Regions from separate parts of the Homo sapiens genome. Here region 2 is linked to region 1. A link is a loop called in an ENCODE intact Hi-C map of the cell type or tissue named here. Cell type or tissue: heart right ventricle. All regions are shown on one strand. Links, peaks and the distances in the headings refer to the core of each region. The heading gives the core; the rest is flanking DNA.

Region 1 (15,569 bases), core at 1,115-9,114:
TCCCAAATCTGGAACCAATGAGCAGAATTTTCCTGGTTATTATTTATGACATTATTTTTCATAACCTATAGGGAATTGCCCAGGGACGAAGTGTTCCTTAAGTGTTATGAATCTTCTGAAAATAAATGATTGTTCTACTTAACAATAGATAACCCATAAAAACTTATATCCAGAAGTGAGAGAGGTGATCAACATCAATAGCATCATTTAACTATAAAGTATATATTTTTATTTATTATTTTACTGCTATTATTATCTTAGAGACAAGGTTTCACCTGTCACTCAGGCTAGTGTGCAGTGGCGCGATCATAGCTCATTGTGGCCTTGAACTTCTGGACTTAAGCGATCCTCCTACCTCAGCCTCCCAGAGTGATGGGATTACGGGCATGAGCCACTGTGCCTCGCCTGAATTATCATTCTTTAAGACAGAGTACATTGACTGATCCCCTGACAACTGAAACTAACTTGAAGAGGCCAGAACTATTGTCACCACCTACATTTTCCCCTCCAGCACTAGAACATGGTGATTAACTCAAGGTGACAAATGTAAACCATATTTTAAAATATTTTCCGTTAAAATGTATTTTTTATCAAACTTTTCATCTGTGTCACACAAACACAGATTCAATGACAGTAATTCTAATAGTAATAGCAACTCCACTTGGGTATCTCAATTCCTGAAACAGGGGACTGGGCTCAATTGTAATTGTCGTAATCTTTTCCATGCTGAGCTCCACATCTGTTGATGGCCCTAAGTACAAACATCCCTGGGTACATGATGTTTACGCTTAGTGGTGCAAAGAAAAGTTTAAAAGCAGTTAGTCAGACAACTAAAATATTTTGCTTTGAATTGCAGTTTGAAAATACAAACACCGTTGTGTGTGTTTTTTTTTTTTTTTTTGAGACGGAGTTTCGCTCTGTCGCCCAGGCTGGAGTGCAGTGGCGCGATCTCGACTCACTGCAAGCTCCGCCTCCCGGGTTCACGCCATTCTCCTGCCTCAGCCTCCCGTGTAGCTGGGACTACAGGCGCGCGCCACCATGCCCGGCTAATTTTTGTATTTTTAGTAGAGACGGGGTTTCACCGTGTTAGCCAGGATGGTCTCGATCTCCTGACCTCGTGATCCGCCCGTCTCGGCCTCCCAAAGTGCTGGGATTACAGGCGTGAGCCACCGCGCCCGGCCGTGTGTTTTAAATGAAGGAACAAACGGGACGAGAATGACTCCATCATGTGTATTAATGGGGAAAACACAGAATAAGTTGCATAATATTTTGGATGCTTAGCAATTTCCATATCTGGCTAATCTATTCAAATAAAGAGTTTCTTATTTTCACTGGCAACAAAATGGTCTTTTGATACAGCTTGACTTGCTCTGACTTAAACTGTGGCTAAAAATTTCTGCCATCTCTGCTGCTGAGGCATCCTGACCTTAGCTGTGAAGGTGGACACAGCCTCTGTTTGCTGGTCCAGCATATGGGTAATGGCATTGCCAGTTCATCCCATAAAATGATCTGGTGCAGTTCATTTAGTCAGAATGAAGTTATAGTGAAGGAGAGGATGGGGTGGAGTATTCTTCACTTGTGTCTCCACCCTGAGAATGGGTTTGGCACATAGCGGGAACCAAAACATGATTATTGAATGAAGAACTTTACATTTACTAGCTTGATTTTTTTTTTTTGGAGATAGAGTCTTACTCTGTTGCCCAGGCTGGAGTGCAGGGGCGTGATCTTGGCTCAATGCAACCCCCGCTTCATGGGTTCAAATGATCCTCCTGCCTCAGCCTCCTGAGTAGCTGGGACTACAGGCACGTGCCACCACTCCCGGCTAATTTTTTGTATTTTTAGTAGAGATGGACTTTCACCACGTTGACCAGGCTGGTCTTGAACTCCCGACCTCAGGTGATTCACCCACCTTGGCCACCCAAAGTGTTGGGATTACAGGCGTGAGCCACTGCGCCCAGCCCTAGCTTGAAAATTTGGACTAACAACCATTTGTAATAGGACTGGGGAATTAATTAGGGCATTGGTTCGGAAAAGAAACAGAATGAGCAATTCTATTCTGAACAAGTTAAATTTGAAGCCACGTGCCTTAGATGTTTTTTAGCTACTTCATAATTTATAAGTGTGCTATGCTGATTTCATTAGCAGCTATTTGCTATAATGTACTGGGGTCTTATTTTTTGGGTATTAACATATCCATGTTTACATCTATTTTAAATACTGTTCAAATTGAAGGGACTGTGGCTATGCAGCTCATTCAGGAACAGTAAATTAAATGGTTGGAACAAAAGAATGACTCGTCCTGTGCTCAGAATATCAAATGACACACTCTGAAAAGTATATGAAGGAATGGATGAGATGATGCTAAAACAAAAAAGGAAGAAAAATGGTGCTTTTAGGGATAAATAACTGATTAAATGGAAATTACCTTAGCATCCATTTTAAAAACCAAGGCTAACTGCTACAATGTCATGCTTCAATCAGAATATCTGATCATTTCTCTTCAGGTAAGATAAACAATAGCAAGGAAATAACCCAGGTCATGGTGATGGCAAGTCCTCAGCAGGGTAGAGAAGGAAACTTGGAAGGAAGAAGGCTTATGAACTCTAGTACCTTATGCCACTGAAAACCCACACCCAGAACCTCCACCTTCTGACACCATGGTCAGCTCCTGCTGCAGCTCCTTCTGCTGTCACCAGAGGTGTGGTTAAGACCTCTGCCAAGAGATCTGCTGCCATCCCAGCTGCTGCCAGACCACCTGCTGCAAGACCGCTTGCTGCTGCCGCAGCTTCTGTGAGTTCAGTTGCTACCATCCAGTCTGCTGCCAGACCACCAATCTGTGGATCCTGTTGTTGAATTTCATTCCTGACCACCAGCCTGAGTCAACTACCATGTTGAAAACATACTTGTTTTAAGGAGAAGGGTTATCTCTAAGCTGTCTCCCCTGCCTTCAGACAGAGAGGGCTATTTCTAAACAAACAAGTGACCATAGAACTGTGGCTCAGTTAGACCAGAATCCCAAGCCTATGATACCTGCACTTGCTTTGACCTTGATAGTGACTTCCTTATGATACATTAATTATGTCTGCAAAAATATTAATATTCTTGTTGTCATAAGAAGTTGGGCTACATTCAAACTAAGTGCAAAGAAAAAAACCTGTTATAAATAGACAGGAAGGTGATAAAACTGCAATCATAGCAGAGGCTTTAAACATACTATTTCAAAAACGGTCATTTGAAGAAGAAAAGTAAACAAAGATATGGAGAATTTGAGTAAAATCATTATCAACTTAGACACAATGGATATTTTTATGCCATTTTATGCCTAACGAACTGAATTTTCATAATTTTTATATATACCCCAAATAGTCATAAAATATGTCCATAAAAATATATTCTAAATATGTTCTTGTATCCTTCCTTCCATCCCCTCTTCCCTCCTTCCTGAATAACTCAGTCTAAATAGAAAGTAGGTGTCTGCATGGGATAGGGATGGCCTAAAGAGATAACATTCTTAATTTCTTTTTTTAAAAATTAATGTCGTCTTGCACTTATAGAAAAATTGCAAGAATAGGTCAAAGAGGTTTCTTTGGTGATAAAAAGAAAGTGATGCTTCACTGCCTCTGAGCACTAGTGTGTGTTGCCTACATCAAGGGCTTTCCCCTCCGTAAACACAATAGAATTTAAAATCAGGCTTTATTCTTGCAAACAATGTTGCAAAGAATACCCTTGAACTTACATCTTGGAAGGTATGTATAGGTGCATCTGTTGAATACATTTCTAGAAGTGAAAAGGCTCAATCAAAACACACGCACATTTCAAAATATGCTAAATTAATTTAAGATACTGTTAAATTTCAGATTCTGTTAATTACCATCTAAAGAAGTTGCCTCAATTTAGATCCCTGCCAACTGTGTATTAAAATGTCAATGTCTTTATAATTTCACCAATTTATTAAAGTTTTTAAACTTAAATATTTTACATTTGTCATTACAAATAGCAAGTATTCACTGCCATATCCCGAGAGCATGCAGTAGAACCTGGCACACAGTAGGTATTCGGTAGATGGTTTGATGAGTGAATAAGTTGTTCAATTAAAATACCTTAAATTATGAGTGAGACTAAACATCTTTCAGAAGCTCAAAAGGCACTTAAATTTCTTTTTTTAGTGAAATCACTGTTAATATCCTTTACTCAATTTTCTGTTTGGTTGTTGTTGTTGTTGTTTTTCTCATTGGGTTGTAAGAGGTATTCATGGATTAAGAAAATTAGCTCATTTATTTGTAGATTGGTTAAGGTATTATTATTTATTTTCAGCTTACTCTTTAGCCTTCTTGTTTTTCAATCAGGCATTTGAGTTTTTTTCTGTTGTAAATTTTTTTCAATCTTTTTCTTCATTGTTGTTAAGTTTTTCTGTATTAGAAAATCCACTCCACTTCTAATATTTTAAGACAATTTCTGCTGTTTTCTTCTAGTTGTTTCACAGTTTATTTTTCTCAGAAGAATCTTCAGAAAACAAGAAACATCATCCCATTTGAGGACTGCTGTGAGACACACAGTTTTCAGGATGACACACAGAATGCTGAGTTCCAAGTGATCTGTCACCTGACAATCGACTGGATGAGTAAGATTACAAGTCTTTGAAATTAAATGACACACTAAATTAACTGAAGACAAGAGGAGGAGGAAAGACTGGATTGGCTAAACTCTAACACAGAGAAAGAATAAAAGTGCATTCCACCTTTTATACAGATATTTTCCCACAATTAGCTAACTTGATAATTGCCTATCTATTAAGATAAACAATAACAAGGAAATAGCTTTTATGTGGTGACAACAGCTCCTCAGCTGAGTATAAAAGTGGACATGGGATAAGGAGATTCCCACATTCGAAAAACTCACTGTCTTGGAAACCTACCTAGAACCTCCACCCTCTGACACCATGGTTAACTCTTGTTGTGGCTCTGTCTGCTCTGACCAGGGCTGTGATCAAGGCCTCTGCCAAGAGACCTGCTGCCGCCCCAGCTGCTGCCAGACCACCTGTTGCTGCCCCAGCTGTGTTGTATCCAGCTGCTGCCGCCCATCCTGCTCTCAGACTACCTGCTGCCAGACCACTTGCTGTCGCCCCAGCTGCTGCCACCCAGTCTGTTGTCAGACCACCTGCCGCCCCAGCTGTGGTGTGTCCAGCTGCTGCCGCCCACTCTGCTGTCAGACCACCTGCCACCCCAGCTGTGGTATGTCCAGCTGCTGCCGTCCACTCTGTTGTCAGACCACCTGCCGCCCCAGCTGTGGTGTGTCCAGCTGCTGCCGTCCACTCTGCTGTCAGACCACCTGCTGCCGTGCAACTTGCTGCCGCCCCAGCTGCTGTGGATCCTCTTGTTGAACCTCATATTGGACTATCAACCATGAGCCAGTCACCATCCCATGATATGAAAGTGTCATTTATATCAACTTGTCCATGTGTTAAATGGCCATCAGCTTTATTATCCTGTTATTCCACTAAGTAACTGGTGAAAGGGCATCCATCTACATTTAATACCACTCATTTTTCCCATGGATCTCTTCCCAGCAGCATTCAGACCTCAGATGCATGATGCAGTTAGACTAAGCCTCTAAGTTTCTGACTGTTATGCTTGATTTGACCTTCAAAATTACATATTAACTGTTCTTCAATAAATATTATCTTAATATCAGTAATTCTTTTCTCTTTTTTCAATTTTTTTGAGAATTAGTTGTCAGTTTATTTTTTAGCATTACTTCTCTCAAGATAAAGACAAATTTGGGTTACCACGACCAGGAAAGAAAACTGATTTTGTAAATATAATGTAATGCTTATATTATAGAAAGGACTTCATAAATTTTTCAAAATAAGATAACTCGCTGTATTTAACTAACAAAAGTTTCTTATTCAGTCAATGAAATTATTGATCATCTGTCATGTTCATTGCACTGTTGGGCTCTGGAGATCACATCAAGATATGTGAGGCACAGGAGCTTCCTAAAAGGAGCTCACCGTCTAATCTTGGAAATAAGAGGAAAGAGCAAAGTAGATAGATTGTGCTGGGTAGTACTGATCAGAGGAGAACTTTCTGTCTTGGGGAAGAGTAAGACATTAGGAATATACATATACACACATTTAATAATAGAATGAGTTAAGTTGGTACAGGGAAGATGTGCAGGTCACAGACCCATGAAATGAAGAGGAGGAAAATATAGGAAAATGTTTACATTCTTATGAGGACAAGACTGAGATGAGCTAAGAAACAGTTGGTGTTGACCAAATTTGGTGGAAGTTAAACCTCACTGGCCTCATCCCATCACCTCTATGTTAATGGTACTATACTAAAAGTCATAGGCAAATGAGAAAGCTCTTAGTCAAAGATGGAGCCACACAAGGACAAGGGAATATCCTCTTTGGGGAAGAGTCAGGGAGGAGTTGGGTAAGGGTTTGAATGGTAGGCAATGATAGAGTTGTAAAAGAGAAGGACTCAGGCTGTAATTTTAAGCTGTGAGCTAAGAATGCACTCTCGGGATATGCTTAGACTCTACAGCTTTCTTGTATCTCAGGTAAACTTGGTCATATTCAGACAAGCAAACCATATGTCTCCTGTAGCCACATGGCTTTGCTTATTCTGCCTGATGTCACTTCCACATGAAAAAAAAATATACTTGAGCAAAATACAGGATTTAATAGAATAAAAATTATCCTCAGGAAAGGACCAAAAAAATTATAGATGTTCTAAAATGGGGAAATAATATTCTTTTCAATAATGATAATAATCATGAAGGATCAGAAAATATGGGCAGGAGTGCAGTAAGCAGTAATGCCAAGGCTGTCAAGGTGAAGCACAGATGCAGTGGAAGGTCATTGCAAATGATGGGGGTGCCACTCAGCTGATGGGTAGACAGCAGGAAGGTAAAGCGAGAAATACTGGTAGATTTCTCATTTTCATTGGTATAATTTATACCTAAATACCAATTACTGTCCACACTTGTCTGGGATAGGCAAAGCAAATTGTCAAGAAATGTTATCTGTTTTGTCTTTATAGCGTGTGTCACCATGTTTACAGCAGCCTCTCATCTCCCCATGACAAGTGAATGTTTTACCCAAGGCAGCCTAGCTCCAAGGCAGCCATCTGGTTGTTTCCTCTGCTCTTTAGCAACTACTTTCCCTTTTGGAAGTTCAAACTTATCACAGTTTCTCATGTCTTTGAGATAATTTCCATTCCATAACCAAATAATATCAATAGGCCCAAGAGTTAAGGACTTTAGTTAGAAGCAAAATTTAGACAAGGACGAAGAAGAAAATGGCAAAAATTAAAGTACATTATCATATCAGTAGAGCAATATAACATTAGTGTCATAAAGAAAGTCACATTCTTTTTTTTTTTTTTTTGAGATGGAGTCTCACTGTGTCGCCCAGGCTGGAGTGCAGTGGCGCGATCTTGGCTCACTGAAATCTCTGCCTCCCGGGTTCACGCCATTCTCCTGCCTCAGCCTCCTGAGTAGCTGGGACTACAGGCACCCACCACCGTGCCCGGCTAAATTTTTGTATTTTTAGTAGAGACAGGGTTTCACCGTGTTAGCCAGGATGGTCTCGATCTCCTGACCTCATGATCCACCTGCCTCGGGCTCCCAAAGTGCTGGGATTACAGGCATGAGCCACCATGCCCGGCCAAGGCTTTTAAGAGTTTCTTAACCAACCTTCTATTTTCTTTCTGGATGAAAGAGTTCTAATATTTTATTCTTTCTTGTAAGGGTATCGCTCTATTCTTATGAGAATCTAAATACACTTTTCTGGGTAAACATTAGCTTATGTCTCAGTTAAATTTTGAAATGAACATAGGCACAAAACAGGCAAGATGTGTTGCCAGAAGTATAAAAATGCAGGTTGTATTTATTCCTGTGGCCTATCTAATTATGGCTAATATTTGGAGGACTTTGGTGCATTCAGCACTAACCTAGTAATATGGTTGTTGGGAAAAATAATTTTTGAAGAGTTTATATCACTGTTTTAAGTCATAATTTAGGTTAGACAGAAATGTCTTTCGGGTATTTGTGGCTGGGTATTTTATTTTGAATTGCTTCTCTCCTAGGAGGAGCATGTAGGGAAAATTACTATATCTTATAGGATCCATACTCTTAAAAATGGGATTTTACATGACTGAACCTGAGGACAATTACAAATTTTAAAAGATAAGCATGAACATGGATGGGAGGGATAAAGGATAACAATGAGTCATCAAGTAAAAGGGAATCAAAAAAAAGTCATAAATGTATAGGTTTGTAAACTGGAAGTCACGTTAGAGATATCTAACCCAGAGATTTTCAAACAGTGAAGTTTGCCATTGAGTAGAGCCCAGAAATTGACTTAAAAGTCTATACATGGCTCACTCCTGTAATCCCAGCATTTTGGGAGGCAGAGGCAGGTGGATCACGAGGTCAGGAGATCGAGACCATCCTGGCTAACACGGTGAAACACTATCTCTACTAAAAATACAAAAAATTAGCCAGGCATGGTGGCGGGCACCTGTAGTCCCAGCTACTCAGGAGGCTGAGGCAGGAGAATGGCGTGAACTGGGGAGGCAGAGCTTGCAGTGAGCCAAGATAGCGCCACTGCACTCTGGCCTGGGCGAAAGAGCGAGACTCCATCTCAAAAAAAAAAAGTCTATACAAATTAATTATATCCTAAAGCTGGTGTCTTAAAAGCAGTATGGAAAGGATTACTTCAAATATACTATAAAACAGGTAGCCAAATTCAGGAATAAACGAAGGAAAGGGAAAAAAGCAAGAAAGAATAAAAGGGATTAATGAAAGATGTACAGAATGAAGAAAAAAAGGAGAGATTTTCATTTGTTAAATCAAAACAAATTTCATCCAGATAAAATATTCAACATAAAAATGAAACCGTTCAGTGGCCACACCTAACCGTGGATCCCAGCCAGTAGCCACAGCTGCACAAAAGCCCAGGCAGCAGCCCCACTGAACCTCAGGGCCTGGGCAGGAGTTTTACCCACCCAGAGACCCCCAAGAGTAAGCCCTGCCTGTTCACAAATGCTACCAGCTTCCCCGTCCAGAATCCCAGGCCGAGTTGACTGCTGAGAGTCTTTCCCTGCTGAAGGGAACTTGTAAAGTGTGGAAGAGGAGACTGTGTCCTCAAAGGCACAAACACCAATGTAAGATTGCAAGGATTTTACACACACACACACACACACACTGAAATGTTATTAGCCATGAAATGAAGAAAATCCTGTCATTTGGGACAACATGGATGGACTTTGAGGACATTATGCTAAGTGAAGTAGGTCAGACAATGAAAGACAAATAATCTCATTTACATGTGGAATCTAAAAACTCATAGAAACAGAGGGTAGAATGGTGATTGTCAAAGGTTGTGGATGGAGGAAATGAGGAAATGTTGGTCAAAGGGAGAAAATATTCATTTATAAGAAGAATAGGTTCTGAGGATCTAATGTACAGCATGGTCACTGTAGTTAATTACACTGTATTGTATATTTAAAATTTGCTGAAAGACTAGATCTAAAATGTTCTCACTACACACACTCAAAAAATGGTAACTATGTGAAGTGGTGGAGGTGAACTAATTTGATCATGACAATAATTTCACAATATATACATATCAGAGCATCAGGGTGTACACCTTATATACATACAATTTTATATTTCAATTATAGCTGAGTAGAGGTAGAAAAAATGAAATTGTTAAAGTACTAGAAGAAATCGTGAGAGATTCCTAAATATAATGTAAATTTATCTTAAGGAAAACACACACACACACACACACACTCACACACACTCACATCATGAAGAAAAATAGTTAATATAAAGTGATCTCTACTGAATCATCAGCAGGCACCAATCGTCACGGCTTCTCAAGGGCACGATTCTTTTCCAGAATACAAGGTCTCCTGGAAATCTTAGAGTTGTTCTCGTACACCACCATGGGGCTCACAGGGTCTTAATTCCACAGCATCATGGAACCCACTTTCATCCCTCAATAAAATATGATGTCTGGGTACATCAGAGCCAGAGAACAGTGCAGGCTCAGAACACCAGCCAGCGCACCAAGCAGGGGTTCACTTGGGAGCCCAAGTTGTTTTCATTCTGCTTGAATCACCTGGAAATTAGGGCCAGGGCAGGAGTAGGAACTGGCTTGGAACATAGCAGCATCATAAGAACACCACAATTTGATTTATTAGACTTATAAGCACCTGAGAGAAGAAAGGGAATCTCCCTCATTCATCCAATCCCCTCCATCTGGTTCTTGGATCTCCCTCAGAAACACCAGCTTACACTGAAACTCCTCCCCTGATTATCTGCAGAGGCTGCCCAGTTCATAAAACATTTCTATCATGGTAAGTCAGACATTTTTCCACCCCCTTCCCTGGGTTCCTTGACTCCTCAGGGGTGGGGAAATACATATATATTTATTAACTGATGAGTTAATGAATTGACAACATAGCACATTTTTGAAACAATAGTCAGCCATCCCTACATGAAAAAATATAGGCTGATATCCTTTGTTCTTGATACCTGTTTTCTGCTTTCTTTCTCTCTTTATTGATTTATTTTTTGAAAACAAAGATGTAAAGTGTGAAATTGGATCAACAACTTCTATAAGGAAGCAGCAGAGTATAGGACATCTTCAAGGCCCAGCAATTCAGCAGAGAAAGCAAGAGGGCTGGGAGCGAATTAGAGCAAGCAAAGGATACTGAGTCATCTAATTTGGGTTGGCCAGAAAATTTTGGAACCTGGAGAGATGAGCTCATGTGCCCTGTTAGAGCTAGGAAGGCAGAAAGGCAAAGTCACAAGGAAAATCTGCCCCAGGGAGCAAAAAAATGAGGGACTTGGACCTTTAAGTATAGCTGTTCTCTGAAGCCAACATTCCCCAAGAGGCCCTGAATCTGAATTTTGGAGGGTTGTTTCTGTAGAAAAGGAAACATCAAACTTTCACAGCTTAGTTTTCCACCTTAAAACAGCTCTGTATTTCTCATCAGAAGGTCTAGAAAATGGGTCACAATTCAGAGTGCGGAAGATAAAAAAGCGATAGGTCCTACGGTGTTCTCGTTCTCACACCAGTGGTCATCTGTTTCACACTGAAATCTGTTTCACACTGAAACCTTCACAGGCCATCTGACCCATAATGAAGGAGCCATCAGACTGAAATGCAGCTTTATCCTCCTGAGTCACCAGAAAGAGTCAAGGGCCTGTAAGAATAGTAATCACCCAAGAGTAGTCATGATGTGTTAAGCAAATGAGACTGAAGCACATAGTATGTGCTTACAGGCAGATGTCACATGGCTGCTCTAGGAGGAAGCTATAGTAAGAGAGACACAGGAGGTGGTTCAGGAAGAGCTGAGCTAAGGAGTCCTAACACATTAGGGAAAGGAGACAGTGTTTCCATCTATGTGGATAAGTTAACCAGAACAACAAACTTGCCTAATTTGATAATTGCCTACATATCAGGACAAATAATAACAAGGAAAGAGTGTTGCATCTGATGACATCAGGCCTTAGCAGGGTATAAAAGAGGATCTGGGGCAAGGAAACTTCCAAACCTTCCAAACCCACCTTCCTGGAAATCCACCCAGAACCTCCACCCTCTGACACCATGGTCAACTCCTGTTGTGGCTCTGTGTGCTCTGACCAGGGCTGTGGCCTAGAGAACTGCTGCCGTCCCAGCTGCTGCCAGACCACCTGCTGCAGGACCACCTGCTGCCGCCCCAGCTGCTGTGTGTCCAGCTGCTGCAGACCGCAGTGCTGCCAGTCTGTGTGCTGCCAGCCCACCTGCTGCAGCCCCAGCTGCTGCCAGACCACTTGCTGCAGGACCACCTGCTGCCGTCCCAGCTGCTGTGTGTCCAGCTGCTTCAGACCCCAGTGCTGCCAGTCTGTGTACTGCCAGCCCACCTGCTGCCGCCCCAGCTGTGGCCAGACCACCTGCTGCAGGACCACCTGCTACCGCCCCAGCTGCTGTGTGTCCACCTGCTGCCGCCCAACCTGCTCTAGTGGCTCTTGCTGCTGATGCCCTCACCTATACTCACCTGCCTTTATTAACCAGCATTCTTGATATGATCCACCTGTGAACTGAATCATGCAAGGCCAATTGGACAACCTCAGTTCCAACCAATTCTTGGATTGAGTTTGGCCTCCAAATATGCTCACCAAACACTATGTTGCTACCCTCTACCAAATGAATACAAGTTTGAATTTTCTCTGAAATATGTCAACCCCATGTTCCCTGAATTGAAATATTTGCTCTCTACCATAATTTATCACATGGAGCTATTCCTCTATCTTAAATAAATTTTAATTTTTGAGGCATACAAATAATATACGGGCATTGTGTCTCATTTTTCCTTCTTGAATTCTCATCCTTACCTGTCAAATTTTCTGATGTTCTTCCCTGCAGAGGGAGAAGACCACAGCAGATGATATCAGGGGCTCCACCTCTATCCTATCAGCACTCTCCATTCAAACATAGGAAAATGGTTCCTTAGAGCAGGCACCTGGAACTCTCTACCTGAGGACTTTCTCTGGATAAAGGAGCAAACTCTGGGCTGGAGACTTAAAGCCTCTAGGAACAGCACTCAGAGAATGAGTGGGAGTTGGTAATATATGCCCTGGCTTGTTTCCCTCCAGTGGGGGGTATGTCAAACCAGTCTTCCAGAGGTCTTCAGCGGGATTTATACCAGATGCCTGCAGGAACATTCTGATCATGAACTCACTCTATAATGACTTTCCCTCCTTCCCAGGGTCATTCTTCAAGTTTCCTCCAGTGTTTCTTGGGTTAATCGTCCAAATATACCACATGTTCTCAGATCCTCTTTTGTGGGTTTGCCCCAGAGAGCACACAATCTAAAACAGCAGCATTCCTAATCTCAGTATTAGTGTCCTTCAAAATGTTTTTGTACAATATGAATGGTTACCATAGATTTTGATCAACTCTTGAGTTTACTGTCACCTGAATGGACACCTCTGAACATTTTGCTGTTTTTTTTCTTTTCAATTTTTGCGCATTACAATTTTTTTCTATTATTTGTTCATTTACTTTTTTGGTCTTCTTTTAAGAATTTTAATTTTTAAAGTTTTTATTTCAATATGCATGTTTGCTTTTAAACTAGTTGTCTTTGATTGTTTTTTTCTTCACATCGTTTTATCTGAGGGATAGGACACAACCACCGTGTTGGTGATTCTCATCCTAAAAAAGGCTATATTGAAAAAGGTTTCACCCTGAGCCATGCTGCTAAGTTGGAGGCACCAAAGAAAGATCTAAAACAGGATGTTTGCACAAGTGACTTTTATAAGAAAATGCTCTCAGGAGAAATCAGTAAGGAAATGTCGGAAACAGAATAGGATTGTAGAAGAGGCTAAGCCCAAAAGGATTTTATTGTCATTTGACCCCACAGGAAGCTCTAGAGTGTGAATGGTATTACAGACCCATCTTTCTGAGAGGTAAGGTCGTTGGAACTTTACAATCCTACATCAGTTACCACTAGCTATGGCCCACCCTGTGGGAGAGGAAGAGGATGCGAAGAGGGCGGAATCCTCCAGATGAGGTGGCTCCTGTAAGCTGAGGACAACTATCTGGAGAAGTGTGCAGGTGAACAAAGGGAGCTGCTGGCTGTCCTACTTACACTAGCTTGGGGATGGGGGTATCTTTCTGGTAAATGGGATCAGGATAGGGAGCCCTGTAGTCCACCTCTGGCACTGCTCAGCTGCAGCTGTTTCTCTCATTAGGCTCACTCCAACTGGTTGGTCACAGTTTCTAGAGAAACGTATGAGAGGAGGGGTCATGGGCACCCCTGCTTCTGGTCTAGGTCACTTGCTTGGTAGGGTAACCCGAGTCCTCATCCTGAGAGCTCTAAGCCTTGGTTACTGTGTCCTTATCAGGCTTGAGCCCTTGAACTTGCTCATATGCAGTCAAGGCTGGAAGTAGAAGCACCAAGCATGTCCCAGAGGATCACTTAAGTGCTAAATATATTCCTCCCTGTCCCCATTGGCATAGCAGTGGTCCTACTTCCTCATGATGATGAGGCCAATTGCCTGTGGCAACAGCCCTTTTCTTTATGTGCTTTTCTCCAGCCAAAGTGATAAGGTAACAACCATAGCTTTAATTCCAATCAAATCCTTACTATGCCCCCTGGAGGTGGCTCCTCCCTTCTTGGAGCCAGGACCTCTCCATAAAACTTACAGTTATTTGGGAGGGAGCACAAATTCCCTCAAGTGGCTCACAGGGCATGAAGGTGAGTGAGCAACTCCTCTGTCCACACTTTGGTTTTCTGTATTAATGTATTTTACCTGTTGTGGACACAGTACCATGTGATGGTGATTGGTGTAATAATTCTTACTGCATCCTGAAGAACAGCGCTCCACCTCACAGGGTGTCATCTCCAAGCTGAGACCTCCATTATGGCTTCAAGAGGTGGTTGCATCACACTATCCGTTCAGCTGTTTCTGGATGGTGCAGCATAAAGTATACTGTGGGTAACAGAGTATCTACAGTTACCTGCCCATTGCCACACACCTTGTGCTCCATATGGGGTTGATCAGTCAAAGGTGAAGTTAGGTAGGATTCCACACTGCCACAACAAGTTCTCTTGGGCCCCCATATAACGGTGCTGGCTGAGGCACTGCAAGCAGAAAATGCAAGCCCATCGCCTGACTGTATGTCAATTCCATCAGCAGCAAGTAACTGGCTGATCCTCTCATAGGATGGTACCTTACGAGGGACTCAGGGCCACTCTCTTGCTGGCAGGTCGGATGTTCAGCAGTGGTGTCCTGGTATGCTGTAGACAGGATGCTTAAAAATATTACCAGTGTGGCAGCCTCTGGAATCCTTTTCTCTTCTCTTCTAGAGCACATGGATCCTTAGCAAGGTCTCCACAGTATTCACATTTTGTGTTCATCAAATCTGATTCACATGACATTATCAATATTGTGGATCAGCATGCTGTATTGTAGGATGCTCACAATGCCTAGATCTTTTGCGACTATACTGTGACAAAGATCAGGAGAATTACCATATCCCTAGTTCAGCACAGAGTGTTAACACCACTGTCTGTTCCAGGTGAAATGGATTCACTTCTGATGCTGCTTCCTGGTGGTTATTGAAAAGGACACATTTGCCAGTTTGGTTGCCATACACCCCATATTGGAGACTGTGTTCATTTGTCCCAGAAATGATTCTACATGCATCAATCACATTGGCTATAATTAGATTTTTATTTGACAGAGTTTGTGTTCATCCACTGTCATCTGCCATGATCTATGTGGTTTTTGTTGGGTCTGAACTAGTGAATCATATGAAGGTGGTATTCACCTCTCCTGCATTTGTAAGCCTTGAATATGTCTCTAATTTCTTGCTTCTATCCACTCACTTGCGTGGAGAATGTGTGAGAGGTCCCAAGCAATGTCACGAGCTCCCATTGGGCCTTTCCTATTGTAATAATTCTTACTCCATAGGTCAAGGAATGTTATTGGTGAACTCTACATTGGAGAACTGGGTAAATGACCACATGAGGGTCTGTGCACCCTGTGAAACTACTATAAGA
Region 2 (15,569 bases), core at 3,069-11,068, 60 kb after region 1:
TGCACAGATCACAGGTACATACCGGACTGAATCCATGTGATGGGCCATCTTGAGAAGACACAGTAGACAAAGAAATAGGCAAGATAATTCTGTGAGAAAGTCCAGATTGGAAAATCTTAACACACTAGGAAAGGGAAATAATATTTTCCTACATCTTAAAATATTTAACCAGAAAAACGTAATGATCTAATTTCGTGTATAGTGTATAGGTGTGTTTTAAACTTCCCTCTACTCTCTAGATGTGAGAATTTGAGTCTCTGGAAAAAAGTGACAGCAGACTGATCAACAGGAGAAAAGGCATACAAATTTATTACATGCATGTGCAGAGCCTCACAAACTATAAGACTTGAAGAAGGGCCAATGATTGAAGTTTGTATAGCATCAGAATAGGGTCTTGGGGATTCTTAGGGGAGGTGTCCACAAGCTATGGGAAGGTGAGGGAAAGAAATGTATGGTGAACAAAGGCTGTCTTGCTATGTAGGTAAAGTCTTTCAGGCAAAGCCGCTCTGGGGTGATGTCAACATTTAGCCTCTTTTCCTGTTATATATCTTTCCTGGATGTCTTCAGGCAGATACGGGAACCTCAGAGAAAACCTCTGCTTATAGCTGCTGTTCCCCACAATTCCCCAATCAAGGTACCAAAGAATCATATTTTGGGGTTTTGTTTTCTGAGCCCCAACATCTCCATAAGAAAATAAAGTAGGAAATGATCCCGGACATGGTCACAGCTGCTTCAGCAGAGCACAAAAAAGGACAGGTGGCAAAGGGACTTTCAAATTTACTAAGCTCACTCTCTTACTAATATGTATATTTAGAATTGTTATATCTTCTTGCTGAATTGATCCCTTTATTATTATATAATGACCTCCTTTCTCTGTTTTTACTGTTGTTGATTTTAAGTTTGTTTTATCTGTTATAAGTATAGCTACCCCTTCTGGAAAAATAAGCTCATAATGGTCAAAATTGAGACATAATGTTATAAAAGCCTTGAATTTTAAAGAAAAACATAATAATTATTTAAAGAAAAGTAATCATTTGAACATCCAGGCAAAATGTCCATGTCAACCAGAAGGAAATAAAACGAGCTTGTTTTCACACATTTTGATGAAAATGTCAGAAGATAATAGAGTAATGCTCAAGGAAAGAAAATGTGAGGCAAAGATTTTAAATTCAGCCAAACTGAACTTCAGGTATAAAGGCCACAAACAAACTATTATAAACATGAAAAAACTCAGTGAATATTCTCCACCATGGGTGGATCCTGAAGAATTTATTAACAAGTGAACTTCATAAAATCAGATGACTAAAGATACTGGAAGGACATCTACATGAGGTCTGGATCGATATATATCCTTTGGAACTAAGAACAGAATGAACGATAAGCCTAAGAGAGGAAGTGTGATAACTAACAGCTATGTACTGACAATGTTGATACAGCACAACTACCAAAACAGGAAGGAAAAGGAGAGCAAATATATAAAGTAGAAGTTTGCTGATTGCCTTATAGATATTAACCAGGAATTCAAATCTCATGCTCAGGGAGTGAGGAATAAAGAGGTAACCAGATAATTTCAATATTTCTGTAAGCAGAGAATCAACTGACAGTAGCTAAAAAATAGAGCTCATGAGGTATATAAAGGTAACCGTTAGTACAAAATACAAACATTCCTAAATACCAAAAGGCATACTGAGAAAGAGAGAGAATTTAAAAGGTGAAAGATTAGAATTTTAAAAGTGAAAGACAGAGAGATAGAAAGATAAAGAGACAGGCAAGAGAAATATTTAACAAATATAGAAGATAACTTATTATATATCATTATTATATATAAGTATAATAAAAATGACATAATTAAATTTAAGCATATTGATTATATCCATACATATAATAGGCTCAACTGACTTTAAAAAAAGATTTTCAGATTGGCTTATGAAAAGGAAAGCTCAGCATTATGCTGTCTATAAAGAGACACAAGTGAATCAACAAGCATCAGAAGGTTAAAAGTGAAAAGGTAAAGACAGAGATACATATATGAAAATGCAAATGGAAGAAAGCAGGGGCTACAATTCTTCTATCCCACAAGTTAGACTTACACAAAAAGCATTACAGAAGACAAAGTAGGAAAAAGTATTATGCTAAAGGCTACAATCAACACATAAATATAGAGATAAAACTTCACATACAGAAGCTACAGTTAATATAAGAATAAAAATAAGACAAGCCAATAATCAAATACTCTAATCCACTATGGAATTAATGAGAGAAACTGTGGAGAAAAATTAATAAGAATATTATTTTATGTTTTTGTTTGCTTTGTCGAAGATCAGTTGGCTGTAAGTATTTGAGTTTATTTCTGGGTTCTCTATTCTGTTCCATTGATCCATGTGCCTATTTTTATGCCAGTACCACACTGTTTTGGTGACTATGGCCTTAGAATGTAGTTTGAAATCAGATAGTGTGATGCCTCCAGATTTGTTCTTTTTGCTTAGTCTTGCTTTGGTTATGTGGGCTCTTTTTTGGTCCCATATGAATTTTAGAATTGTTTTTTCCAACTCTGTGAAGAATGATGGTGGTATTTTGATGGGGATGGCATTGAATTTGTAGACTGCTTTTGGCAGTATGATCATTTTCACAATATTGATTCTACTCATCCATGAGCATTGGATGTGTTTCCATTTGTTTCTATCGTCTATGATTTCTTTCAACAGTGTTTTGTAGTTTTCCTTGTAAAGGTCTTTTGTCTCCTTTGTTAAGTATATTCCTAAGTATTTTTTTTTTTTTTTGCAGCTATTGTTAAAGGGGTTGAGTTCTTGATTTGATTCTCCGTTTGGTCGCTGTTGGTGTATAGAAGAGCTGGTGATTTGTGTACATTAATCTTATATCTGGAAATTTTGCTGAATTCTTTCATCAGTTCTAGGAGCTTTCTGGAGGAATCCTTAGAGTTTTCAAGGTAAACAACCATACTGTCAGCAAACAGGGACAGTTTGACTTCCTCTTTACTGATTTGGATGCCCTTTATTTCTTTCTCTTGTCTGACTGCTCTGGCTAGGGCTTCCAGTACTATGTTGAAGAAGAGTGGGAGAGTGGGCACCCTTGTCTTGTTCCTGTTCTCAGAGGTAATGCTTTCAACATTTCCCCATTCAGTATTATGTTGGCCGTGGGTTTGTCATAGATGGCTTTTATTACATTAAGATATGTCCCCTGTACGCTGATTTTGCTGAGGGTTTTAATAATAAAAGGATGCTGGATTTTGTCAAATGTTTTTTCTGCATCTATTGAGATGATTATGTGATTGTTGTTTTTAATTTTGTTTATGTGGTGTATCACAGTTATTGACTTGCATATGTTAAACCATCCCTGCATCCCTGGTATGAAACCCACTTGATTATGGTGGATTATCTTTTTGATATGTTGTTGGATTCAGTTAGCTAGTATTTTGTTAAGGATTTTAGCATCTATATTCATCAAGGATATTGGTCTGTAGTTTTCTTTTTTGGTTATGTCATTTTCTGGTTTTGGTATTAGGGTGATGCTGGCTTCATAGAATGAATTAGGGAGGATACCTTAATTGTCTATCTTGTGGAATAGTGTCAAAAGGATTGTTACCAATTCTTCTTTGAATGTCTAGTAGAATTCTGCTGTGAATCTGCCTAGTCCTGGACTTTTTTTTGTTGGTAATTTTTTAATTACCATTCAATCTCACTGGTTGTTATTGGTCTGTTCAGGGTATCTAATTCTTCTCGATTTAAGTTAAGAGGGTTGTATTTTTCCCTGAATTTATCCATCTCTTCTAGGTTTTCTAGTTTATGTGCATAAAGGTGTTCATAGTAGCCTTGAATGATCTTTTGTATTTGTGTGGTGTCAGTTGTAATAGCTCCCATTTCATTTCTTAGTGAGGTTATTTAGATTTTTTCTCCCTTTTCTTGGTTAATCTTGCTAATGGAACATCATTCAAAGCTGACCAAAGTATTTTTTTTAACTCCTGTCAATATGAACCTGTGGGTTCCAGTTCATATCCCCATTGGTGCTCAAATAACAAACTTCAAGTTGGTCTCTGGCTACTTTTGACGTGAATCTAGTAGATTTTTTTTAATATATATATAATAAGATATTCCAGGTTCATTTGTATATTTCCTTACCCACACTTATATTCAGCCATTTCTCCAAGGAACCCCTGTTCCTTGTAGTGAATATGGCATTTGGGACGAAAGATTGAAATGTAAAAATGATGAGTATTACTAAATTGATTATTTTCTCTCAACTTTTTCAGTGTCCACAACTAGAAAATATTTGCTTAAAAGATAAAGTACATCAGCGTTTCTACTGATAATTACAGGATTTTTACTTAACCTCATATCTTTTTCCTAAATCTCTTTTATTCCTTGCCAAAAATAACAGTTCCTTGATGTAATTACTCATTTTCTTTATTACCTAATGCTTGCACAACAATCTTGGAATAATATTGCCAATACTAATAACAACAGTGTAGTTATTGCAAACAAACTTAACAGGTTTTTGAAAAAAACATTTTGGCCTTGGGATAGTTACTTTCTCTGAAGTTATGCCTGGATATACAGTTAGATTCCATTGTTGTGGTGGTGGTTTTAGTGATTTTGAGAGATTTTAAAAATTTAATATTTTTATAAGTATGTAAAATATTTACATGGGTGCAAAGTCCAAGCTACAGAAAAAGATACATTCAAAAATAATCTAGTGTCTGTTTCTATCTTCTCTATTCTATTCCCTCCATCCTCTATGGGTCAATTTTTAAAAAACAAACATGGGCTGGGTGCGGTGGCTCACGCCTGTAATCTCAGCACTTTTGCGAGGCTGAGGCAGGGAATCATGAGGTCAGGTGTTCAAGACCAGCCTGGCCAAGATGGTGAAACCCCATGTCTATTAAAAATACAAAAATTAACTGGGTGTGGTGGTGGGCGCCTGTAATCCCAGTTACTCAGGAGGCTGAGGCAGAGAATTGCTTGAACACAGGAGGTGGAAGTTGCAGTGAGCCAAGATCGCTCCACTGCACTCCAGCCTGGGTGACAACGTGAGACTCCGTCTCAAACAACAACAACAACAACAACAACAACAAAACCAAATGTGGTTGATTCTTCCATTATTTTTTTCTTTTTTTTTCAGCTACATTAAATTACAATTGACATATAATAAATAAACTGCATGTACTTAAAATGCACAATTTGATGTTTTGACAGAAGTCCCTCTTTCCTGTTTTCTCATCTCCTCTCTCTCTATTCTTCTGTCGTTTTTTAAAGTGTAAGCAAATATACTTTCAATATTTATATCCTGGATTTTTAAAACATTGTTGCAGAACAATTGTACACATTTTCCTCCACTGCTTTATCGTCTCCTAACAATATCTACTGGAGATTAATTTATAGTAGCCTATAGAGACACTCCTTATTCCTTTTGACAGCTGCATAGTACTCCATCATGGGAAGGCACCACAGTTTATACACCAGTACCCTATTGAAGGACACCTGGGTTGTATCCAGTGTTGTTGTAGTTTTTAGTTTTTTTCCCAAATAGAACTCTTATGAATCGTCTTGTGCAATATCTTTCATATATTTACCTGAGTATCTTTGAGATATTTTATGGAATTGGGATAGCTGAGTCAAAGAATAATGCTGCTAGTTATTGCCAAACCTTCACAAGACAAATACGAGCATGCCTATTTTCACATCATCTCACTTCCAGAGAATGCTATCAGATTTTGAATTTTTGATAATCTAACAGGTGAGAAGTATCGTACCATATTATTTCATTTCTCTTACTATGCATGAGATTGAGTATATTTATATGGTGGTAAAATATTTGCATTTTATTTTCCCATTAGGCTGTTGGTCTGTTTTCTATCTATTTCCAGAAGCCTTTTTTTCTTCTTCTTCTGTCACCCAGGCTGGAGTGCAGTGGTGCAATCTTGGCTCACTGCAACCTCCGCCTCCTGGGCTCAGGCAATCCTCCCACCTTAGCTTCCTGAGTAGCTGGGACCACAGACCACAGATGCATGCCACCTCGCCATTTTTTTTTTTTTTTTTGCTTTTTTTTGTTTTTTTGGTAGAGATGGGGTTTTGCCAAGTTAACCAAGTTGGTCTCAAATTCCTAACCTCAAACAATCCGCCTGCCTTGGCATCCCAAAGTGCTGGGATTACAGGTGTGAGCCACCGTGTCCAGTCTCAGAAGTCTTTTATATACTATTAACCCTTTGTCCGTGATATTAATTGCTAGTTCTTTTTTTATTATTTAGTCATTTGTGTTTTTACTTTGTTTATGATGGTTTCTTACCATACATTTTTTTTTTTTAAATTTTACTTTAAGTTTTGGGATACATGTGCAGAACATGCAGGTCTGTTACATAGTTATACATATGCCATGATGGTTTGCTGCACCTATCAATCCGTCATCTGGGTTTTAAGCCCGACATGCATCAGGTATTTGTCCTAATGCTCTCCCTCCCCTTGTCCCTCACCCCCGACAGGCTCCAGTGTGTGATGTTCCCCTCCCTGTGTCCATGTGATCTCATTGTTCAACTCCCACTTAGGAGTGAGAACATACCTTGCATCTTTTTAATTATAAATAATTGTTTTTAAATATCAGGAGGGATTTAATTGCAAAATGTTCATGCGCAAAATGTTCCTTGAACACTCTAGGAGAGACGCCCTTTCCCTGTTACAGACTGTGTGACTTCAATCTATCTGGGCCTCAAGTACCTTGGATGTAAAGAATTTAGAAAAATTGTGTCTACATAGCAGAATCCTTGTGAAGTATAAACAAGATAACAATTATAGAGGACTCAGAAAATTCCTGACACATAGTAAGCACTCAAAAAATTATAACTATTAGTATTGTTTCATCTTTCATTGGAAGTGTACAGATTAAATACATAATTGTTATTTTGTTCACTAATCACACCATTCTCTAAATAGTTGCTAAATTCTTTCCTATACATGTTTCTTATTTGTCTTGTTTAAGCTTCTGTAGGACAGAAATTAAACTTGATCCTTTGTTTCTTTTCTCCATGTATCAAGCAAAATATCTCCAACATACATTGTGAGAAAAAGCAGCTTTCGAGTATGAGAAAATCTACTTTCAATAACACTTCAGTTAAACACATTCAGTGGGTATCTTGACTTACCAACAAAATAGAACAAAAATGTTCCTTATGATCCCCATCTCTGAAGAACATGCCAACAATAATTTATAAAGGGACCTATCATGCCAATGTATTTTTACTTGTAAAGCAATGAATCATTGCATTATATCTGTTTCAAGCTAAATAGAGTCAATAACATGAAACAGGAATTTCAGTGGGATCTTTTATATCTCACTGACCAGCCACAAAATTCAAAGGAATCACAGTGTTCCTTATTATACACAAGTTACCTCCTATCACCCCCCAAAGATGAATCTTTCATCACATTTTCCTACCAGCATTCTATGTAATTTATTTTTAACCTCTTTGAGAGCAGAGGAGATTTAGTCATCATAAAATCTATTTTCAACTTATTATCCAGGAGTCAAATAAATAAAGAATTAACTTATGAAATCCAATCAAACAATGTCATGTAATGGGTCTACACATCAGAAGACACATCAGATGAAGGAAGGAGAATGAGAGCTGATTCACTTGGCTTAACCAAATTGGATAGCTCAGAATACAACAGGAAAAGGAAATGTTGCCTTTTCTATTTATAGAAATATTTACCAGATAAGGACAACTATCTAATTTACTAAAAAACAACTGATTCTCTATTAGTAATGTGCAAACCACAAGATTATTCACATTGTCATAGTGGTTCTCAGCAGGGTATAAAAAGCAAAAGAGAGAACAAGGAGAGATCAAACTCAGAACACTCACTCTCCTGGAAACCCACCGAGAACCTCCACCCTCTGACACCATGGTCAACTCCTGTTGTGGCTCTGTGTGCTCTGACCAGGGCTGTGGCCTGGAGAACTGCTGCCGCCCCAGCTGCTGCCAGACCACCTGCTGCAGGACCACCTGCTGCCGCCCCAGCTGCTGTGTGTCCAGCTGCTGCAGGCCCCAGTGCTGCCAGTCTGTGTGCTGTCAGCCCACCTGCTGCCGCCCCAGCTGCTGTCAGACCACCTGCTGTAGGACCACCTGCTGCCGCCCCAGCTGCTGTGTGTCCAGCTGCTGCAGACCCCAGTGCTGCCAGTCTGTGTGCTGCCAGCCCACCTGCTGCCGCCCCAGCTGCTGTCAGACCACCTGCTGCAGGACCACTTGCTGCCGCCCCAGCTGCTGTGTGTCCAGCTGCTGCAGACCCCAGTGCTGCCAGTCTGTGTGCTGCCAGCCCACCTGCTGCCGCCCCAGCTGCTGCATCTCCAGCAGCTGCTGCCCCTCTTGCTGTGAATCCAGCTGCTGCCGCCCCTGCTGCTGCCTGCGTCCAGTCTGTGGCCGAGTCTCCTGCCACACCACTTGCTATCGCCCAACCTGTGTCATCTCCACCTGCCCCCGCCCCTTGTGCTGTGCCTCCTCTTGCTGCTAAATCTCTGCTGTGAACACACCACTTCCTTATTACGTCCTTTCCTACAGATGAAGGCTCTCATTGCAAACATGCGGACTGTTCAAGAGAATTGATCTGGGTCCCATAAGCAAACCTCATCCTTAGAAATTCTGTATTTGCATTCTACCTTTTGTCCAAACTCCCTTCCTTCCAAAGGAATTCATTGACAATCTCCTAATAAATTGACAAATTGTCCTCCAACATCCTCCCACCTCTTTGACTTCAGGACATTTATTCATCATGCCTAAGGAATTTGAAGATTGCCTCCATCATTTGTAGGGCCACAGATCTTAAAGCCTCCAACCTTGAAGTCCAGTGAAGTCTCTCTCTTAAAGTCTTTTGCAAACATTTTTGTACCTTGTTATTTCCATGTACCAAAATAAACCTCTATTCTATTGGCACTGAAAATTGAATATGATTCTTATTCTCTTTTTAAAAAGGGTTTTATATTTAGGTCCTGGGTGATTACATTTAACTACACCTGTAGGGCTCACAGCACAGATTAGTCAACCTTCTAACAGAGGTCAACTGACATCGATCACTGCCTAGTTTTTTTCTAGAAAAGTCTTTTCAGGCTTAGGCAAATCAATTAGTCATTTTGTATTCTTTAGACAAAAAGAGTGAAGCTGAAGTCATGAAATATCCATGAATATAACAACAGGGGAAACGTTTTGAAAGATTGATCACAACTCATCATCTTTTAAAAAATAATTTCAACTTTTATTTTAGAATCAAAGAGTACATATTCGTATTTGTTACATGTTGTGTGATGCTGAGGTTTGGGCTACAAATGATTCTGTCACCAGGTACTGAGCAGTGGGTCATTTTTAGCCCTTCCTCTCTCCCTCTCTCCCCCCTTTTTGGAGTCCCCAATTGTTCTCATCTTTGTGTCCATGTGTATCCAATGTTTAGCTCCCATTTGTAAGTGACAACATGCAATATTTGGTTTTCTGTTCCTGGAAAAATTTGCTTAAGATAATGTCCTCCAGCCACATCCATGTTGCTGCAAAGGACAAAATTTCATTCTTTTTTATGGCTGTGTAGTATTCCATGGTGTGAAAATGTCACATGTTCTTTATCCAATGCACTGTTGATGGGCACCTAGACTGATTCCATGTCTTTACTATTGTGCACAGAGCTGTGATCTTTTAAAACACTGTATTTCAATTTCTTTTTTTTTCCAGTAAAAGCAGCTATTAGGTGGTTTAGCAAAGTCCATGTATTTTCTACTGAGTCATGTGTAATGAATCCTCAACACAAACACAGTGGATCTCCTTCATTCTGACTGGCAGAGTTTCAATGGGGAGTTCATGCTGCCATGTAGAGAGGGCCACCTTCACGGCCAGGCAGGTGATGGAAATGAAGGAAGCAGGCCTAGTGAAAACTCACAGGTATGCTGGAGACTGATTTTTTTTCTTTTCGTCCAAAGTCATGCCCTTTTTTTAGGATGAAACTATAAAGACCCACATTTCTCCCCAACTAGGGATGCCTCTAATGGGTCATCTCATCTCCAGAACTCCCTATAGGTTCATCTGAGACTTCCACGGAGATTGCCCTGCAGTTTGATTTATCCCAGTGTCAAACTTGATCTTTCTCTCACTTTCCCTTCCTTTCCCTTCCCTTCCCTTCCCTTCCCTTCCCTTCCCTTCCCTTCCCTTCCCTTCCCTTCCCTTTCCCTCCCCTTCCCCTTCCCTTTCCCTTTCCCCTCCCCTCCCTTTCCCCTCCCCTGCCCTCCCCAGTGTTAATCCCAAGAGCATGCTTCAATAAACCTCCTGCATATTGCTCTCCATCTCAGTGACTGCTTCCTGGGGAACCCAGCCTGTCCCCCAAAACAATTTGAAATTCATGATAGCTAATTTGAGAGCTCAAATGACTGACTGAAATGTACTTTTAATATTTTAGTTCCTGAAAGAAATAAGAATGTAAACATAATAGCAGAAAATATATTTAACAGAATATGTAGAAAAATTATGAATTTTATATAAATCACATTTATTATTTTCTAAGGATGTTTAGATCATTTATACACAAATATATGCTCTTTAAACATTTAGACAATACAAAAGAATGTGACAATGTGAACAAAAGTAAGTTTCCCATCATGATCTTTGCCAATCCCATTCAATACCTAATGTTGCAAATTGAGATACATCCTCATTAAATGCATGCATAAAACATGTATGTATTTATTTGAAAACTTGGCTTTCGTTGCACATCTCTTGTTCTGACATTTATTCAAACATTATTTTATGTCCTTCCGGAAATGTTAACATTTTCCTTCACAAAGGCTTGGCAGATTTATTTACATATTTTTCTATTTACTCTTGAGAACTGTGAGTACATGCTTCTTTTTTTTTTTATTATACTTTAAGTTCTAGGGTACATGTGCACAACGTGCAGGTTTGTTACATATGTATACATGTGCCATGTTGGTGTGCTGCACCCATTAACTCGTCATTTACATTAGGTATTTCTCCTAATGCTATCCCTCCTCCCTCCCCCCACCCCACGACAGGCCCCAGTGTGTGATTTTTCTCCATTAAATTTTAGAGAGAATTATTGCTAGTGTATAAAAAGTCTATGGATTAGTATAAGTTCATATTTTATCTGATCTCGCGATTCACACTAATACCCAGCTGACTCTACAGGATTTTACAGGTGTGCAATCATGGTGGCCAAGTGCCTCCAGCCTCAGGCTTGTCCCTGGGGTTCGTCCCCAGCTGCCCACAGTGGGGGCCTTACCATTAACACAAACACTGTTGGGATTTTCTACCTTTCCTGTCTTACTTTCACCGTTTCCTCACTTGTGCTTCCTGGGATCATCCCCCAAATAAATTATGTGCACTCAGGTCTTTTTCTCAAGGTTTGCATTGGGTAGAATTTAAGCTAAGACAACAGATTATCAGCAAACATTTTTGGCTGACTGATACGAAACAGGAAATAATAGTTATTTCAATCAACAAGAGTAAAACGAGGAAGTCAGGAGGTGAAGGAGAACCAGTGCTACCATCTGGCGTTTACTTCCTTCCTGTCTTTTTACTGTGTGAATATAGGCATGCACGTTCAACACTGTATTCTTGGTTATCTATAAACAAGTCTCATTCTATAAATTGAATCTTGACTTCCGCAGTTTCCACGTATGTTATTTATCGGGTGACATGTTACCTATCACACAAATGAGTTTAGTCTTCCTGAAATGAAATTATGATTTCTTTGTTTGGGATGTTTTCCTCCCTTTTATCCAGAAGTCAAAAGATATATACATTTTTTAAAGGACCTTACATGCCTCTATGTCATCAAAAAAACCTTCATTCACTCAACAAACATTTACCACCAGTGTTCTCTGTGCTGAGTATCATGGTAACGAGAATAAATGCCATAGCGCAAGCCTTCAGGGTATTTGCATTGCACGTGGTGGAAAGACAGAAGTAAATGACTATGATACAGGAGAATGTATAAATTATGAGCACAAGGCAGGAAATCATGATACATGAATGGGGTAGCTTAGCAGGAAAGATATTATTGAGGAGGAAATATTTTAACTGGGTCTTGACACATGAGTAGGAGTTTGCAGAGTGGACAAAAAAAGATGAAACATTCCAAGAAGATGAAGCAGTTTCAGCAAGCTTAGCAAATTGTATTCTTTACGGCTTTCTTGGCTACACTAAGACATATTAGGCTTACTTTCTCTTTAACCTTGGACAAGTTGTTTGTTTGTTTGTTTTAAGTTTTTAATGCTTCTTTTGAGTATTCCCCTAAAAGACTAATAAGAATATAAACTAGTTCATAAGGTTCTATTAAAGCGTGAAAATGAAACAAATGTAAGATATTTGGTACAATGCCTGCTACATAGTCAATACTTCACAAGTAATATACATACCATGAGGGTGTATGGAACTTATCCACATATTATACATTTCTTATTTTAGTTGTTTAATGAAAATAATTGTAATTCTTTTCATTTCTGCCAAACTGTTTCCTATCCATGTGTCTTATGCAAGTACCTGCAAGAAAAAGTTGAGGGTTTATCTGTTCTACACCCAGAGTACCCAATAGAACATCTTGGATGCATGTTATTGAAGGCTTAATAATTCTAAATATTCTTTATATATAACAAATGCTTTTGTAAATGAAAAATCCATCATGCAATTTTGATGATCAAAGATTAATCAGGCTGGGTGTTGGGGGCTCATGCCTGCAATCCCAACACTTTGGGAAGCCAAGGCAGGTGGATCACGGGGTCAAGAGATCGAGACCATCTTGGCCAACATGGTGAAACCCTGTCTCTACTAAAAATACAAAAGTAAGCTGGGTGTGATGGCGCAAACCACCTTACTCGGGAGGCTGAGGCAAAAGAATCGTTTGAACCCAGGAGGTGGAGGTTGCAGTGAGCAGAGATCATGCCACTGTACTCCAGCCTGGCGACAGATTGAGAATCTGTCAAAAAAAAAAAAAAAGATAAATCAAAACTTCCTACTCATAATGCATATACTGTAAGACATACAGCAAAATGTGTTTTTACCCTTTAAAGGCAGTGAGTCATGGGTAAGTACTTTCGCTGGAGGCTGTGGAATAAGATCTGACAGAGTTTAGAACTTCTTGGGATCTGACCATCTGCCCGACCATCCGAGATGCACACATGGGATCAGAGTCATCCTCATTACAGATGGGACATCCTTCCCCAAATGAGTGCTTCCTTCTAATTCCTTCCCAACATTTCACCTGACCAGGACATTCTTTGACAACAAAAGATACATTCACATTATAAAAATCATCCCCCATGATTTGCAGACAGCAATCTGCAGGTAGGAGGGAGAGTCACATTTAAAAACAAAATGTCAGAGAGTCCTGTGACCAGTGCTTTGTAAAAGACACTGCATAGACCAGGGACAAAGGTGACTCCCCACTAATGAAGAAATATGACATGCATTTCCAATGGAAACACAGGAGCACAGCAGGAAAAGGAAATGGGTTATTTTCTCTGTTTTGGAGTATTTAACTGGAAACACAATGATGTAATTACATGATTAATTTTTCCAGTAGGTAAATAATAACAAGGAAATAATGATGTGGTGGCAATGGGCCTTCAGGAGGGTATAAAGGGACTACAGGCCCAGGAGACTTCCAAACACAAGAACTTCACTCTCCTAGAAACCCAACTAGATCCTTCACCCTCTGACACCATGGTAAACTCCTGTTGTGGCTCCGTGTGCTCTCACCAAGGCTGTGGCCGAGACCTCTGCCAGGAGACCTGCTGCCGCCCCAGCTGCTGTGAGACCACCTGCTGCAGGACCACCTACTGTCGCCCCAGCTGCTGTGTGTCCAGCTGCTGCAGGCCCCAGTGCTGCCAGTCTGTGTGCTGCCAGCCCACCTGCTGCCGCCCCAGATGCTGCATCTCCAGCTGCTGTCGCCCCAGCTGCTGTGTGTCCAGCTGCTGCAAGCCCCAGTGCTGCCAGTCTATGTGCTGCCAGCCCACTTGCTGCCGCCCCAGATGCTGCATCTCCAGCTGCTGTCGCCCCAGCTGCTGTGTGTCCAGCTGCTGCAGACCCCAGTGCTGCCAGTCTGTGTGCTGCCAGCCCACCTGCTGCCACCCCAGCTGCAGCATCTCCAGCTGCTGCCGCCCCTCTTGCTGTGAATCCAGCTGCTGCCGCCCCTGCTGCTGCCTGCGTCCAGTCTGTGGCCGAGTCTCCTGCCACACCACTTGCTATCGCCCAACCTGTGTCATCTCCAGCTGCCCCCGCCCCTTGTGCTGTGCCTCCTCTTGCTGCTGAGCCCACTGCCCTGGCTCATCTCTCCCTTCACTGCAGGCCCACAGTTGTAGACCATTCTTCTGTGCTGACTATTAGGACACATGGAGTGGGATTGATGTCATTCAGCAGGGTGGACTTCATGTTTCCAATGAGCCCATCACCATCCCACTGACTCTGTGAGAACATTCTGGTTCATTTTAAACTCCCTCCCTTGCTTTCTTTCTCTTCCAGTCATGGCACCAAATATGAAATAATTTGTAATCCACTAGCTAAGAAATTATTCCAATCCTCTAAATTCCTCATTTTTTAAATCGTTTTGAGCCTACAGAATATCCTTCCCAGTGAGGTACACATTATCTCCATTTCAAACATATTATTTGTCTGTCAGCCTTTCAGTCATTCTTTTCTCTTGGAAAGGTAGGAGGCTGCCCCTCCCATGCTCTCCTGCTTTCTCCCTGTTCTCTCTTTGTCTCTGTTTGTTCAAGTTTGCCAGAATTTTTCTATTTTATTGGTTCTTTATCTTTATTGTGTTCACAAAATATATTGTATTAAACTTTTCATTTAGAAATCTTTTATTGTTTTTTGCATTTTTTTGTGATAATTTTCACTGAGTTTACTGATTCATGGGGGTGAGGTGGGAATGCAGTAGAAGGGGATTCTCAAAGCATGATTCCAAAGTAAGACTTCAGGGATGAACTCATAGTGCCAAACTGCTCCAATGTCACGCATAAACTAAAATAAAATAGAAGCTTTTGATTGTTTCAATTTGATATATGGAATGCTTTGGGATAGGTAAAGCCCCAGTATTGTTGTTTGTAAGTTCATCCATGATTTTAGAACTTATGATATCATGGTAATACTCCTCACTCTTCTGTGTCAAATTTAAAAGGCACATCTCATCCTACTGCATTCCATCTTGATTCAAATCAGTTAAGGCAGACTCCAAATGTTATATAAGGGAATTTTGTTATTTTGTTGTCGGTGGACCAGTTCAGGTTCTTGAATTTGCTGTGCAAAAGAATTTGAGAGCAAATCCAAAGTAAGAGTAAGCGAAGAAATTTGTTGCAAAGCAAAAGTACTCTTTGAGAGGCAGAGTGGGGTGCTCAGTGGGAGAGACAGCAGCTAGTGCTGTAAGAGGAATTCCTTTTATGGGAGCTATACGTACATAATCATAAAATACTGGTGAGGTCAAGTATGCAAAGGCAGACCTGCGGTTGGCACATGTGCTCAGGATCCACGTGGTCTAACACCCATCGCATGTATCATTAGCATATGAAATCTC

What was found. A loop is a pair of places that touch in the nucleus more often than their neighbours do. Peaks named below come from ENCODE experiments on the same cell type or tissue, not always from the same donor. Only the 100,000 strongest peaks of a DNase experiment are listed, where the experiment ranks them.
Region 2: a loop joins it to region 1, with 2.6 times the contacts of the local background. A loop is called at or near these places in 2 of 110 quality-filtered maps.

What each region holds. Positions count from the first base shown.
Region 1 is chr17:41,174,225-41,189,793 of GRCh38, reverse strand. It overlaps KRTAP4-1 (keratin associated protein 4-1), which reads left to right and starts at 4,883. Exons shown (of 1, transcript NM_001386841.1): 1 at 4,883-5,694. The coding sequence starts at 4,940. The coding sequence ends at 5,380. KRTAP4-2 (keratin associated protein 4-2) reads left to right here and starts at 11,573. Exons shown (of 1, transcript NM_033062.4): 1 at 11,573-12,348. The coding sequence starts at 11,630. The coding sequence ends at 12,040. It also overlaps the pseudogene KRTAP4-17P. In heart right ventricle, for the core only: no CTCF peak of the experiment used is centred there; no DNase peak of the experiment used is centred there; H3K27me3 peaks cover 2,593 bases.
Region 2 is chr17:41,116,467-41,132,035 of GRCh38, reverse strand. KRTAP4-12 (keratin associated protein 4-12) reads left to right here and starts at 7,854. Exons shown (of 1, transcript NM_031854.3): 1 at 7,854-8,945. The coding sequence starts at 7,914. The coding sequence ends at 8,519. KRTAP4-11 (keratin associated protein 4-11) reads left to right here and starts at 13,663. Exons shown (of 1, transcript NM_033059.4): 1 at 13,663-14,855. The coding sequence starts at 13,721. The coding sequence ends at 14,308. RefSeq lists an enhancer at 8,174-8,727. In heart right ventricle, for the core only: no CTCF peak of the experiment used is centred there; no DNase peak of the experiment used is centred there; H3K27me3 peaks cover 400 bases.